Regions from separate parts of the Homo sapiens genome. Here regions 2, 3, 4 and 5 are each linked to region 1. The links are chromatin contacts, found by Hi-C or POLR2A ChIA-PET in ENCODE. All regions are on one chromosome and are shown on one strand. The core of a region is the stretch at or near the end of the contact, and the rest is flanking DNA. Distances in the headings are between cores, read along the strand shown. Region 1 holds the start of NACA (nascent polypeptide associated complex subunit alpha). Region 2 holds the start of NXPH4 (neurexophilin 4). Region 3 holds the start of ANKRD52 (ankyrin repeat domain 52). Region 4 holds the start of PAN2 (poly(A) specific ribonuclease subunit PAN2). Region 5 holds the start of SPRYD4 (SPRY domain containing 4).

Region 1 (2,766 bases), core at 97-2,596:
GTTATCCGACCTAGGACGACTCTGGGGCCCAGTAGGACACATTTACCACCAGCACACATCTCATCCAGACATGTGATAAAGGCACAATGCCAAGCTCTGCTAACTAAAACCTTGATGCAACTTGCTGGCTGGAGTTTCACAAATGCTCCGGGCTCCTTGGCCTGTGTCATCTAGTTCCAATAGGTAAGAATCACTGAGCCCATTCCCTGCTGAGTTTTCCTATGTGAGGTGGGGGTTCCACAGGAGAGCTTCTTTTGAGGCGACAGGCATAACATAGAAAGCAAGCTAGGGTACTTTTAACGTCCACGAATCTTAAAAATATTATTTTTACTCCAAATCCCTAAAGAAGTATCTCCAGGATAGTAATTTTACGGTCTATCCTCCTTGGTAAAGCTGCAACCCCATCCTCCTAAAAAGTGTATTTCCCCTTGGTCATTTTGCCCACCAAATGGCTTTAGGGTTAATTTTAATTAATGGCAAGGAGGGTAGGGAAACCTACCTGTCTCAGCCTGGGGCTGCGGCAACTCCTGCTCTGTAGCAGGGACGGTTTCTGTGGCTTCGCCGGGCATTTCTGAAGGAAGGGAATAAAAAGGAGGCCTAAATTGATTGGGATACATTCACTTGCCCAACCCGGAGATAAGTATTCTTAAAAACTCCGAGGAGGGCTGTTAGAAAAAAATCGTGAGGGTGTTTGGTGACAACCTTCCCCAAAGCACCTGGGAATAAGAGGTAAATATGATGTGACCCTCACGCCTCTATCAAGGCCAGCAATTCCCACTGCATTCTCAACCCGAGGGAGAGGATCCCGGGCTGGCTCTCGATCATGGGAGACTTCAGACGCTACTGTGAACCCCCTCCACTCCTAATACTCACACTGGCTGGGCTGGGGCCTCCTGGACTACGTTTGCCGACTTTGGGGTACCAGGAGGGGAAAGACGGTGTTTTAAGTCCAACACTTGCTTGTCACAGGGAGAACGGTGTTACAGGTTCTAAGGCTGTGACCCCTTACCCTTTTCTGGATCCTGTGAAGCAGTTCCCAAAACAAGACGCACTCCTCTTCCGCCCTCAACACTGCAACTGCTCCCATCTCTGCAGGCTCGGATTCTGGGCCCGCCCCGCAGCCCTTCTACCCTGCTTTTGCCAGGACACCAACCGCAGACCCCATTTTGTCCGGAGGCCCAGGGGCGAGTAGGAACCCTGTGGCCCAGTAAAGCCTCCAACTCTCCTTAACTCTCAGTCCCCGGGGCGGCTTAGCCCGAAAGAAAGGCGGATGGCTGCGGATAGACAGTAGCGGCACAGAAAGTACTTACTGTGCAGGGAACGCGGAACCAAGATGGCGGCAGAAAGACCGAGCGAGAGCGTGACCCACGCCTGTTGCAGAAGGAAGCCTGGAGCGGAGGGGGTGGGACTAGGATCCGATTCCGGGTCAAGAGCTGCCGGCAGCCACTTCCTTTGACGAGTGACTGTCAGGCCGTTCCCACGGCGGGGGTGGTGACAAGGACTAAAGGGTAAGAATTTAGAACGGGACGCGCAGGCCTAGCAGGAGCTCTCTGCGCGGACCCACGCAGTCCTCAGAACTAAGCAGACTCCGCCCTCCGGTCCGCGAAGTGGCGACTGCGGTATTAAGTCGACCTCGCGATTTCTCAAATAGTGCAGGAAGAAGACATTAAATAGCGAATGCTAGAGACTGCATTCACAACATTGGAGGGTGGAAGTGACTTAGGCTAACCAGTTATTTTTGGAACACACGATGTGAAAACATTTAAAAGCTGCTGGACCCTCTCCCCCCCCATCAACAACAACAAAAAAACCCATTTTAAAACTTGAGAGATGTGATGGGTCACATATAACTTCAGTTCAGATTATAAATTTAATTCGATTTTTCTTGTTCTGTTCAATGACTAGAGAGACTCAAACGATGTCACCAGATGACAGCAACTCATGCGTGTTAAACTCTTCGTAAAACAATGTTAGCTGTACCCCCGCCCCCCCCCCAAAAAAAACACTTCTTGTAACCAAATTCTGTAATTATGTTCCAACCTTGTATGGATAACGTAATCCAGCTAAAAACTCCTCTGTCTCCCTAAATAAATGAAATCGTAACTTCTCTACTTCTGAAGGCTGACTCCATTCTTTGGAGGTTTTCTGGTTGGTCCATCCTCACACTGCCCTTGAATAAACTCTTTAAATAGATTCCGGCCCTTTTGATTGTTTTAGGTTCACGACAATTTAGCCGATGTTGAAATTATAAAGCTGCAGATTCTCCTTCCCAGAAAAAAAGAACATAGGCACATATACAATTCCTTTGCTTGCTATTTTGGGCACTTCTTGGATTTTTTTTTTTTTTTTTTTGAGTCGCTCTGTCGGCCAGGCTAGAGTGCAGTGGCACGATCTCGGCTCACTGCAATCTCCGCCTCCAGGGCTCAAGCAGTTGTCCCGCCTCAGCCTCCCGAGTAGCTGGGATTACAGGTGTGTGCCACCACCCCCGGCTAATTTTTTATTTTTAGTAGAGACGGGTTTCACCATGTTGGCCAGGCTGGTCTTGAACTCCTGACCTCAGGTAATCCGCCTGCCTCGGCCTCCCAAACTACTGGGATTACAGGCGTGAGCCACCATGCCCAGCCTGTTTGTTTTGTTTTTGGGACAGTCTCACTTTTATTGCCCAGGCTGGGGTGCAAAGGCACGATCTCGGCTCACTGCAACCTCCCCTTCCCGGGTCAAGCGATTCTCCTGCCTCAGCCTCCCGGGTAGCTGGGATTACAGGCA
Region 2 (2,766 bases), core at 99-2,598, 490 kb after region 1:
CTGACTCGTGTGTGTGGCTGTCACGTCCCATATCTATCTGTCCATTTCTTTGTATGTGCCCCCACTTGTCTTCTGGGCTGCCAGTGACAGCATACACCTGTGTATGTCTCAGTGTGTGTGTCCACCTCTGTGGGTGTTTGCTCTCTGCCAAGACAAAGAGAGGGTGAGCGCACTGAGCAACTGTCTGGGTGTGCTCGTCTGGGTGCAGGTGTGCTCACCTCTGTTGCTGTGCTCCTCTGTGTGTTGGGGTGCCGCTAGGTGTGCGCCTGTCTCTGTATTTCGCTCTGTGTGCCCTGTCCCCGTGAAGGCATCTGCGTGCATCCCTGGGGTGGGCTCTCAAGGGATGTGTCTGTCTCTCAGTCTCTTTGCTTGTCCCTATCTCTGTCTAGGTGTTGGTCATACCACAACCTCAGCCACAGCCTCAGTGCATAGCAACAGCTGACAGCTGAAACCACCCGGGCAGGAGAGAGAGAGGCAGTGGGGAGGAGGGAACCGAGGAAGAAACAGAGAAGAGGATGGGGGCAGAGAGCTGGGGCTGGGGACAGAGACAAGGACAGAGATAGGGAATGGGGACAAGGATCTAGAAGAGCTGGTGGTGAAAGATGGGACGGCGGGAGGGGAGGAACAGAGACTGCACCAAGAGGCCAGGCAGGCGGCGCTGAGAGGGATTTCCTGCCCAGCCCCCATGCAGAGGCGCACTGGGCCTCGTGGGGGTCAGTGGTGGGGGCCAGGGGCAAAGGTGAACAGCCGGTCTAGCCGAGGGGTCCTGAGACCGCAGAGGTGCGGTGAGGCGGGGACGGGGCGGAGGGCGCCGTTTGTCAGCCCTATTGACAGACGTGATGGGGTTTCCGTCCGTGATCAATGATTCTCATCTCCGGGCCGAATGAGCCGCGGGGCGCCCATCCATCCCCGTCAGCATCGCGCGGCGGCAGCCGCCCGAGGCCCCGCCCGTCCCCACCTCGGCCCCTGCCCTGCGCCTGCCCCGACACACCTTGGCCCTGAACAGGGCAGAGGCCCGGGGCTTGGAGAGCGTCGTCCGGCTGGGCTCCGCGGCGCCCCCACTCCAGGTGCACGGGCCCGGAGCCCAGAGCCCCACGCCCTGCCCCGTTCCTCCTGGGCGCACAGACGCGGCCTCTCGGGGGACCAGTGCCTGAGCCCCTCGACCCCCTCCGCTTCGCACCTGGGCCAGGGGCGTGTCCGGGGCGTGCCGGTGTGAAAGTCACCTTCGGTGCCCCCAGCTGGGCGGGAGGGGGCGCGCGGGGCGCGGCCGGGATTGGAGCGCCGCGGAGCCCCGCCCCCCGCCCGCGGAGTCAGACCCAACTTTCTCCCCCGCCCGCGCCCCGCCCCCAGCGCCGGCTCCGCGCCTCGCGCCCAGTCCGCGGGCCGCGCCGCCGCTCCCGCCGCTCCCGCCGCTCCCGCCGCTCCCGCAGCCGCCCCGCCGCCCGCCCGGAGCCCCGCGTCCCTAGGCCTGGCTCCCGCCTGCCCGAGACCCGCCCAGCCTGCCCCGCTCAGCCGCCAGAGAAGATGCGGCTGCTCCCGGAATGGTTCCTCTTGCTCTTTGGCCCGTGGCTCCTTAGGAAGGTAAGAGTGGCAGGGCTGGGGCGCTAGCGCGGGCGCGGGGTTCCGGGACGCGAAGGTCCCAGTGTGCGAGGGGCTCCGTGCGCCCGCCCCGCCCCCAGCTCCGAGCGTCCCAACTTTGCGCGGCGCGGGGGAAGCGGACAGACAGACTGCCCGATTCAGGACGGGCACTCTCCTAGCGCAAGTTGGCTGAGGCTTGGAGAGGGTGCCGGGCGGAGGTCCCCCTTGCAGCCGACTTCAGGCGCGGCGGGGGAGGGGACGAAGCCCGACCCGCGAGTGCGCCAGACAGAGCGGGAGTGCGAGACAGACAGACAAGCCAGCAGGGTGTCAGCCTTGCCGTCTTTCCGCGCCAGTCTCGCTCGCCTGCCTCACTGTCTGTCTGTCCTTCCACCCCTCCACCCCCGCCTTCCCATTTCTCTTCTCTGCACTTGTCACCATGCCAGGTGGGCTCTGTGTCGGGAGCATCCATGGCCCGAGCACACACGCACACACGGACTCAGGCAGACACGGCTGAACTTGGCTACAGCCAGCCTCCCATCACATTTCCCACGGAGACACCATCTCCCCTGCACGACCTCACAGACACACCCCCCTCTCGTGCCCCACTGAAGGGGGAGGCTGTCTGGAAGGGGAGTCTCTCCTCCCATGCCCTCCCTGCCTCCAACCCCACTCCAAGGCCTCTTTCCCTGAGGCTCTCGGGCGAAGAGCCAGAGGCTAAGGGAGCTCAGACTTGATCTGCCTCCTTCCTGACTTGGAGGCTTCAACCTGCGAACATGCTGTGCTCATATGTGCTGGGTGGAGGGCGTGGGTCACCGTGTGCACCTGTGTGCATGTGTCCAGGGAAGCCAGGCTTGGTCCAGTACTGGGGCCGAGGGTACATGTGTATACTGGTGTGGTGTGTGGTGTTGGCTTTGCATGAGTGAGTGTCAGTGCCTGCCTCACAGTGCAGCCATCTGCCTATGCCCCTGGTGTGTGCCCGCAATGGGGGCCCAGGCCCCAGTCCCCCATTTTCCTTCTACCAGCCTCCCCTGCCTATGGCTTCCCTGTTTTCTGACCCCCAACTGTGACCTACCTAGTTTGGGGGCAGGCAGGTCATTCCCCAAACCCTCATTCTCTGTACCCTCAGCCCCTGTAGAGTCTAGAAGGGGTGTATTTCTTCCCCCAACACTTGGACCTCTGCCTGCTCAG
Region 3 (2,766 bases), core at 92-2,591, 470 kb before region 1:
AGAGGGGTCAGCCACAGTGTGTCCTTAGCATTGACATTAGCACCTGTGGGGATATAATTTCCTATTTTGATGGAAGGTGGGGAGGAGGTATGAAGGAAGCCAGTAATCAGGCCAGGAAATCTGAATGGAGCTGGAGCCTCGCCTGGACCAAGCCGGGGAGAGCAATCCTTGAATATCAAAAAAGACTCCTCCCCTCCCTTCGCTCCCTATGTGCCACACCTTCCAGCTCCCCACTTTCACCTGACATCAGTAGCAACTGGAGGATGGGGACATCGCCTACGTAGGCAGCAGCATGCAATGGAGTTCGCCTCTCTTGGTCCTGGGAAGGCAAAAAAGAGCAGGGAGTATGGGCGCGGGGTAAGGGGGCTATCAAGGACCCCAGCCCAAGTCTCAGAGCTCCAGGCCCTTCCCCACAACCTCTTCCCATAGTTTCTGCAGCGTCCTAAGTCCCGGTATTGGGAGTCAAAGGCAAGCACCTAGGGAGGGTGGAGTCAGGGCCAATGGGCTGAGAAGCCGGCTCCTTTTTCCAGGAGGGGTGGGGGCGCTGCAGACTCCGGAGGTTGAGAAGAGAACAACGTTCCTGGGCATTCCCAGCCCAAGTGATCTGGGCTTCAAGCCTGACCTGCTCTCCATCCCCAAATGCAGAGTAGGCTTTCACTCCAGGATGGAAAGAACTGCGGCCTCATCTGAGCAGAGGAGACACGGAGCCGCCCCACCGGTGGGGAGGGGTCCAGAACACGGGAGCCAGGATTCCGGTCTCGCCATCCTCCCTGCTCCCAACTCACCAGCACATTGATGTTCTCCTTCTGCGAGAGTAGGGAACGCACTTCCTCCACATCTCGGCTAAAGATGGCCTGGACCAGGGGCGGCTGCAGAGAGAACCGGCATTCTGAGAGCGGGCTGGAGCCGGAGCGGAACCGGTGTGGGGGTGGGGGTGGGGGAGCACCTAGGTTTGAGTGGGGGGCGTCCGTGGAGGGGCTCCACTCTAGGGATTCTGGCTGGAGCGAGCTCCCGCGGTGCCTCCGCCGGTTGCCAGGTCCCCAAGGACACCGGCTCGGTTGAGGGGAGCGCGGCATGGGGCGGGGCGGGAGCTGCGGGAGCCCCGGGCTCAGGCCCAGCCTAGGCCGCACATCCCCGGGCTCGCGTGACGGCAGCGCCGAGCCCTGGAAGGAGGAAGCGGGAAAGGGCAGGAGGGCTGACCTGGTCCGTGATGCTGAGGATCCCCATGGCTCGGCCCGGGCTCCGTCCGCATCGAGCTCCCGGCGGCGGCGGCGGCGGCTCCACCGGGGACACGGAGCGGCCCAGGCGGCGGCTGCGGTGGCGGCTGCAGGGAGAGCGCGGCCCCGCCTACCGGGGGGCGGGCGAGTTGGAGGCCGCAGCGCTCCCTGGCGGCCGTCCTGGTCCCGGCGCTCCCCGCGCAAACGGACCCCGGCCGCAGCGCCCTCCGCCCCACCCTGGCGGCCCCAGCAGCCCCTGCACCCCCGAACTCGCGCGCCGGCTCCCCGGCTCACGCAGCTGGCCGCGCTGTGCTCTCCGCTCCAGTCTGGCGGCCCAAGGGGTTCCCCACAAGACCCTAGCGGAAACCTGGGCCTTAGTCCCGCGGTGCTTCCCAAACTGAGGACCGAACGGCTGGCCAGATCTTACCCAGCCCACAATGCTCCCGCCCGAGCTAACTCCTCCCGTCAGCGATTCCACACCCCGAAATCCCCCACAGACTAGGAGGAACTGGCGGGTGGAGAACTGGGAATTATGTATGGCAATAGCCCCAGAGGGAGGGAAAGCGTGTATCTCCACTGGCGGAGGCGTGAGTTCGGTAGAGAAGAAATAGCAAAAGTGCTCAAACTGCAGAGAAACCCCAAGGAGGATTCTACTGCAGAAAACACCCACAAAGAGGCCATGACAACTGGCAGCTGGAAAAGGCCGCCAAGACCAACAGAAGGGGCATTTTCCAACTCCTTACTGATTCCATTGCAAGGTTAAAGTGGAAAACACTCAACAATTTCTCCCCAGAACAGCCTGTGGCGCTTCCCCTCCTCCAATGGAGAGGCCAGAGAGCCGTCAATTAGAGAAGAAATGAATGGAGGTCATCTCAACCCAGAAACGGAAAAAGGAGGAAGACGAAAAGTGGAGATTGAAAAATTGATACAATTTATAAAAGGTGATCCAGGGTCCTGTTCAGAGTTTCACAACTCAATACACATTGAAGAGAACACGAAATGGACGAAGTGCAGCATGCTGGCGTCCTGTCAAGGCTTTATATATAAAAATCCTCCCTTGAGGGGAGAGGAAAAAAATTAAAAAATAAAAATACATTTTATTTTATTTTTTGAGATGGAGTTTCACTCTCGTCCCCCAGGCTGGAGTGCAGTGGCACGATCTCGGCTCACTGCAACCTCCGCCTCCCGGGTTCAGTGATTATCCTGTCTCAGACTACCAAGTAGCTGAGACTACAGGCGCCCGCCACCCTGCCCGGCTAATTTTTTATTTTAGTAGAGACGGGGGTTTCACCATGTTGGTCAGGCTGGTCTCGAACTCCTGACCTCAGGTGATCCACCTGCCACGGCATCCCAAAGAGCTGGGATTACCGGCGTGAGCCACCGCACCCGGCGAAAATACATTTCAAAAAAGCCTTCCCGGCCGGGCGCGGTGGCTCACGCCTGTAATCCCAGCACTTTGGGAGTCCGAGGCGGGTGGATCACGAGGTCAGGAGATCGAGACCATCCTGGCTAACACAGCGAAACCCCGTCTCTACTAAAATACAAAAAT
Region 4 (2,766 bases), core at 196-2,695, 390 kb before region 1:
ACGCCATTGCACTCTGGCCTAGGCGACAGAGCAAGACCCTGTCTCGAAAAAAAAAAAAAAAAAAAGGGATGCCTCCTGAGAAAGAATATGTCATTTACTCCTAGATCCTAGATTCTCCCTTTATCCCTCCAACCAGACCCAGCTGTCTCATCACTACAACTCCTCGGTACTGGCTATCTGCAAAGCAGCTTCCTTGGGTTAAGACCAGATAAAGACCTTCAACATCTTTCAACCCTCACAAAGGGGTACAGTTCTTACCCCGTGGCTCCCCACCCACAGCATCTCCTCGTGCAAGTCAAAGTGGGAGACGGAAACAGGTACACCCACTTCAGCCACCACGCTGTGCAATTCAGAGTAGACACCTTCCATTATGTGCACTGATTCCTGGACGGGAAGAGCCTCCAAGGCCACTCCCTCTGGGTCCAGCTCCACATTCTGTAGCAGACTTGGGTTCAGGTGGGCATCCAAGACAGGGTCCAGGGCAGAATGCATGGCTGGGGCATATTCTGCCAGTCCAGGGTCCAGACCCTCAAAGTTCATGATGACGATGGCAGCTTACACCTGTGTCACACCCTCCCTTACCACAGTCCCTTTAGATGCCTGACCCAACCTTCAGCAAGACAGCACCGATGGGCCTAGAATGGACATCCTGGCCTGTAAGGGGAAAGAGGTAGCTGAGTCAAGGGTAGGCCCAGGTACTGGTACTTAGGGTCTTCTAGGTTATGGGGGCAGGAGGGAGATGAGGCAGGCATGAGGGATGAGACTGCCAGCCAAAGGATGAAGCAGGCGGGGGAGGGATGGGCAGTGGGGGTGGAGGTGGTAGAACTGTTGTCCCTATCCCTCCTCCGCTAGGCCCTCTGTACTCTCCACCACCCCATTATCTAACCTAATCCTTGACTTCCCTTTCTTCTCACTTCGGACTGCTCACTTGCCTTGTTCAGCCCTGAATCATCAGGTGAAGGGAGCGAGAATTGCGGGGGTTGGAGTTAGGTAGAGGGATTTAAGGTGCTTTCTCCCAGAATTGGGGGTGAAAACGGGTGGATTGGACGGTGGGGAGAACGAGAAGTCAGTTTCCTAGAATCCTCTCCAATAGCTACCCAGGATTCTCTAGAGGAAAACAATAATGGCCAGTTACCCACAATTGGGGCGGGGGCAGGGGAAGGTGACGGAAACGGCTAGTTACCCAGAATTCTCTGGGGGAACCAGAAAAATCGGTTATCTAGAATTCTCCCACGGCAGCGGTGAGGAGGGGGATAGGGCAAGGGTCAGATGTGTTCCTGGGATGCTTACGGGGAATGGGTCATTACCAAGATTTCTCCATGGCGGATATTTTGGAGCGCGTGGAATTAGAACGAGTAGGGGGAGCGCAAGCGCTGTCAGCTCCGCGGGAAATTCCAGTTTCCCCAGTTCTCCCCCACGCCTAGGGCTCAACCTAACCACTACGGCGCCAAGGACCGGGGTCCGAGGCGCTTCTTCCAATCAAGAAGGGCTCGGGGCATATTTTAGCCAATCAGAAGGGCTCCGGGCGCATCTAAGCCAATCAGAAGGAGCCAGGTACGGCGACCCCAGGAGAGAGCGTGTGACGCACGCGCCGGAAAAAGAGGTTACGGGGCGCCGGTGGGACAAACGCAGCCAGACGCCGGACTTGTTGGGTGGCGTTAGAAAGTAACTCTGTTTTTAGTCTTCTTGAACAAAATTACGTCTAGGTTTGAAAACCAAACTTTTATGCTTTCTATAACTTTAGGAACTCTAAAATAAGGGACACACAAGGCAAAGCACTAGGAGTCGCTGTTGGGTATTCCCAGCGGGGCTTAGTCTACCTCCTCTTCCTGCGGTGCCCTAGTGAGCCACTCCGCCACCTCTGACCCTGTTGCCCCCAAAACTCGCTGGCATTTCCTATTATTTCCAGATATGGGAGAGAAAAAAAAGGAAGCGGGAGCCGGACTCCTGACACAGTCCAAGTGGCTGCATCTTCTACAGGCATCCATCTGAAACTCCCATCCGTGATTGTTCCCTCCCCAGAGACCCCGGTAACATTCCCGGGTAACAAGATGCCCCTGGTTATCAAATTCCCCTAGCTCTTGAGGCTGGCTGGACGTTATCCCTCAGAGGGGGATGAGCATGGCAAATTGGGACTTGTTATTCTGAAGGATTCGTGGGTCCTGTGAACTCTAATTACTTTGAAATGGGTCTAGGTTGTGAGATGTCTCAGAGCACTTTAGCTCAGCTGTTATTACTGTTTCTAAAGGCCACATAAAGGGACTCTGATGGGAGACATTCCTCATGGAGGATTCAATTCTATAACATTTCTCTCAATAAAGGCTGGTAAATAGACCTTCATTAAAGGAACCAAGAATTTAAATTTCTAGGACTCAGAGGGGTGGGGTCCTATACCCAGTCAGAGATCCTACCTAGAGCCTAGACCAAGAGAAAAACACAGATGGTCTCTCAAACTGATTTGATCTGACTTCGCAGGTCATTAGATATAGAATCTCCGAAAAAGGTGGATGCTGAGAGACATAGACAGTTCCTACACTTTAAGAAATCTCCATCTTGAGGTCTCAAATTGAGAAAGACTTAACAGACCCATGAGAGTTACAGATCCCTAATAACCTGGGCTAAATAATCCATGTCTGCCGGGCGCAGTGGCTCACGCCTGTAATCCCAGCACTTTGGGAGGCCGAGGTGGGCGGATCACCTGAGGTCGGGAGTTCGAGACCAACCTGACCAATATGGAGAAACCCCGTCTCCACTAAAAATACAAAA
Region 5 (2,766 bases), core at 153-2,652, 260 kb before region 1:
GCACTCCAGCCTGGGTGATAGAGTGACACTCCGTCTCAGAATATACATTTTAAAAATATATATCTAAAATCCTTTTTTGAGGGGTAGGAGGATGGAGGTGGGATGTATGTTGCTATTGCACTGGCCAGCAGAACCTTGAGAAGTGGACTGATTAAAAAAATGTAGGCCTGGCATAGTGGCTAACACCTGTAATCACAGCACTTTGGGAGGCAAAGGTGGGAGGATGGCTTGAGCCCGAGAATTCGAGAACAACTTGGTCAACAAAGCGAAACCCCCGTTTCTACAAAAAAGTTAACGGGGCATGGTGCGTGCACATGTGGTCCCAGCTACATGGGAGGCTGAAGCAGGAAGATCGCTTGTGCCTCGGAGATGAAGGTTGCAGTGAGCTGTGTTTGCGCCACTGTGCTGCATGCAGCCTGGGTGACAGAATGAGACCCTGTCTCAAAAAATAAAATAAAATGGAATGCAGATCGAAATGTTCAATATAGGCTGTCCATAATCTCCTACCTCATACCCTGAACCAAAATATTGCTACTCTTGGTTAAGTTCAGAAAACTGAATGCTGAGTTAAACCATCCGTTCCTAGCCTTGAACATACAAAACCAACATTAACAGTATTTATGTATTTACTATTAATTATAAACAACTGTGAATTACCCAATGGTTGCTATTTGCCAATATATATCTAGATTAATTATTATTATTTTTTGAGATGGAGTCTTGCTCTGTCACCAGGCTGGAGTGCAGTGGCAGAATCTCGGCTCACTGCAACCTCCCACTCCCTGGTTCAAGCGATTCTCCTGCCTCAGCCTCCCGGGTAGCTGGGATTACAGGCGCGCGCCACCACGCCCGGCTAATTTTTGTACTTTTGGTAGAGGCGGGGTTTCACCATATTGGCCAGGATGGTCTTGATCTCCTGACCTCGTGATCCGCCTGCCTCGGCCTCCCAAAGTGCTGAGATTGCAGGCGTGAGCCACCGCGCCCGGCCTAGATTATTCTCACTTAATTATTACTAAGGTCTGTATATAATTTCTATTTTATAAATTAGAACACTAAGGCTCAGAAAAGTGGAGTGAGTTGCCCAAACTCACACAGTGAAGCCGGGATCAAAGCTAATTACAGTACTGTCTAATTTTAAAATCTATACTTCTAAGCATCTGGCTACACTATATCTCTAAAAGTTTTACGTAGTTCAAATGTGAGCAGCGTTCGTCTACGCAGAAAAACTGAATAAGCAGCATTAACCGCGGGCAGAAACAGAACAGAAACCACTACCTTGGCGGCCGCCCGCCCCCGGGCGTCGCCTACGTCATAACACTGCGCGGCCGCCCCTCGCGCACCACGTGCTAGGGGAGCGGGCGGGCAGATGGCTGTGTCTGTAAGCGGGAGGCGTGCCCGGTTCATCCAAGGCGCAAGATGGCGCTGCTTTTTGCACGTTCTTTGCGCTTGTGCCGCTGGGGAGCCAAACGATTGGGAGTTGCCTCCACAGAGGCCCAGAGAGGTAGGATTATCTCTTTTTACTCTTTTACCTCCAGAATGGCTGCCGTCTATTATTCCCAGACCCCACTCCGAGAAGCAACTCCAACCCTCTCGGGTCTTTTCCTTCCCCACCTGCCTTGGTCTTAAGATTCCAAACCTGTGATACCATTTGGTTTCTTTAAATTCCGGGACTTACTCAATCCGAGTTTTTCAGCTCCGTGAGCTATCCGTAGTAAAGCGACCTCGCGACTCTCTTGCCCGCTTGGCATTCTGACTCTTCCCTAGTTGCTCGTGTATCATGGCTGCCTGCCTCATATCTGAATATATCACCAGCCCTAGGGTTCTAGCCCCTGTTATTATCCCGTCTTTTTGCTCTGCCCGCAGGCGTCAGTTTCAAACTGGAAGAAAAAACCGCCCACAGCAGCCTGGCACTCTTCAGAGATGATACGGGTGTCAAATATGGCTTGGTGGGATTGGAGCCCACCAAGGTGGCCTTGAATGTGGAGCGCTTCCGGGAGTGGGCAGTGGTGCTGGCAGACACAGCGGTCACCAGTGGCAGACACTACTGGGAAGTGACAGTGAAGCGCTCCCAGCAGTTCCGGATAGGAGTGGCAGATGTGGACATGTCCCGGGATAGCTGCATTGGTGTTGATGATCGTTCCTGGGTGTTCACCTATGCCCAGCGCAAGTGGTACACCATGTTGGCCAACGAGAAAGCCCCAGTTGAGGGTATTGGGCAGCCAGAGAAGGTGGGGCTGTTGCTGGAGTATGAGGCCCAGAAGCTGAGCCTGGTGGATGTGAGCCAGGTCTCTGTGGTTCACACGCTACAGACAGATTTCCGGGGTCCAGTGGTGCCTGCCTTTGCTCTCTGGGATGGGGAGCTGCTGACCCATTCAGGGCTTGAGGTGCCCGAGGGCCTCTAGTATGTCCATTACTGGAGTCCCTAATCACGCCTTTGGCCAGCCTCCTTTTGAAAGTGTCCGAAGCCTTTTTACTTTGCCTCAAGCAACCTCTAGCTCCCACAATTCAGTGTTGGGTCCTCTGTGCAATATCATGATCATCTTCCTCATCCCCTACCTTGTGAAAGCTAGGCATACAGCCAAACCCTCCTTTTCCCCACCCACCAACTACTGCCAATTTCCTAGGCTACCATGGGTGTATCTTCCTTGACCTGCTTCCTTCAGTCCCTCTGCCTCCCTTTGCCCAGGCCTTTCTCAGACTGTATTCCATCCTGGGGTCTTATCATTCAGCTTTGTTTGAATTTATTAATCACCATGATACCTCTCC

Evidence for each region. Hi-C counts contacts between places; a loop is a spot of excess contacts on that map. ChIA-PET counts read pairs that join two places held with the same protein, here RNA polymerase II (POLR2A). Pooled maps may share reads with other maps.
Region 2: a loop to region 1 is called in a pooled map, with 3 times the contacts of the local background. The contact joins the promoter of NXPH4 here to the promoter of NACA in region 1. A Hi-C loop is called at or near these places in 1 of 37 single-sample maps with no recorded cell type and 5 of 50 pooled maps. POLR2A ChIA-PET finds 5 or more read pairs at or near these places in 2 of 52 experiments (A673 and T-cell).
Region 3: a pooled map shows a loop between it and region 1 (6-fold over the local background). The contact joins the promoter of ANKRD52 here to the promoter of NACA in region 1. A Hi-C loop is called at or near these places in 1 of 37 single-sample maps with no recorded cell type and 7 of 50 pooled maps. POLR2A ChIA-PET finds 5 or more read pairs at or near these places in 2 of 52 experiments (T-cell and activated CD4-positive, alpha-beta T cell).
Region 4: a map with no recorded cell type shows a loop between it and region 1 (11-fold over the local background). The contact joins the promoter of PAN2 here to the promoter of NACA in region 1. A Hi-C loop is called at or near these places in 3 of 37 single-sample maps with no recorded cell type and 8 of 50 pooled maps. POLR2A ChIA-PET finds 5 or more read pairs at or near these places in 4 of 52 experiments (T-cell, activated CD4-positive, alpha-beta T cell, activated CD8-positive, alpha-beta T cell and 1 more).
Region 5: a pooled map shows a loop between it and region 1 (14-fold over the local background). The contact joins the promoter of SPRYD4 here to the promoter of NACA in region 1. A Hi-C loop is called at or near these places in 12 of 50 pooled maps. POLR2A ChIA-PET finds 5 or more read pairs at or near these places in 8 of 52 experiments (CD8-positive, alpha-beta memory T cell, H1, HEK293 and 5 more).

Annotation. Positions count from the first base shown.
Region 1 is chr12:56,723,953-56,726,718 of GRCh38, forward strand. NACA (nascent polypeptide associated complex subunit alpha) reads right to left here and starts at 1,347. Exons shown (of 9, transcript NM_001365896.1): 1 at 1,311-1,347; 2 at 500-571. The coding sequence starts at 569. RefSeq lists enhancers at 1-93, 1,153-1,202, 1,293-1,422.
Region 2 is chr12:57,215,446-57,218,211 of GRCh38, forward strand. NXPH4 (neurexophilin 4) reads left to right here and starts at 1,349. Exons shown (of 2, transcript NM_007224.4): 1 at 1,349-1,581. The coding sequence starts at 1,525. RefSeq lists enhancers at 747-1,246, 1,394-2,002, 2,003-2,609 and a silencer at 912-1,371.
Region 3 is chr12:56,257,043-56,259,808 of GRCh38, forward strand. It overlaps ANKRD52 (ankyrin repeat domain 52), which reads right to left and starts at 1,342. Exons shown (of 28, transcript NM_173595.4): 1 at 1,201-1,342; 2 at 786-869; 3 at 241-319; 4 at 1-43. The coding sequence starts at 1,227. RefSeq lists enhancers at 1-344, 651-700, 781-830 and silencers at 891-960, 981-1,530, 1,541-1,600.
Region 4 is chr12:56,332,555-56,335,320 of GRCh38, forward strand. It overlaps PAN2 (poly(A) specific ribonuclease subunit PAN2), which reads right to left and starts at 1,446. Exons shown (of 26, transcript NM_014871.6): 1 at 1,308-1,446; 2 at 259-654. The coding sequence starts at 540. RefSeq lists enhancers at 1,282-1,451, 1,577-1,796, 1,714-1,883 and cis regulatory regions at 1,351-1,382, 1,367.
Region 5 is chr12:56,467,176-56,469,941 of GRCh38, forward strand. It overlaps SPRYD4 (SPRY domain containing 4), which reads left to right and starts at 1,403. Exons shown (of 2, transcript NM_207344.4): 1 at 1,403-1,501; 2 at 1,864-2,766. The coding sequence starts at 1,417. The coding sequence ends at 2,402. RefSeq lists enhancers at 1,071-1,140, 1,151-1,330, 1,651-1,700, 2,121-2,250.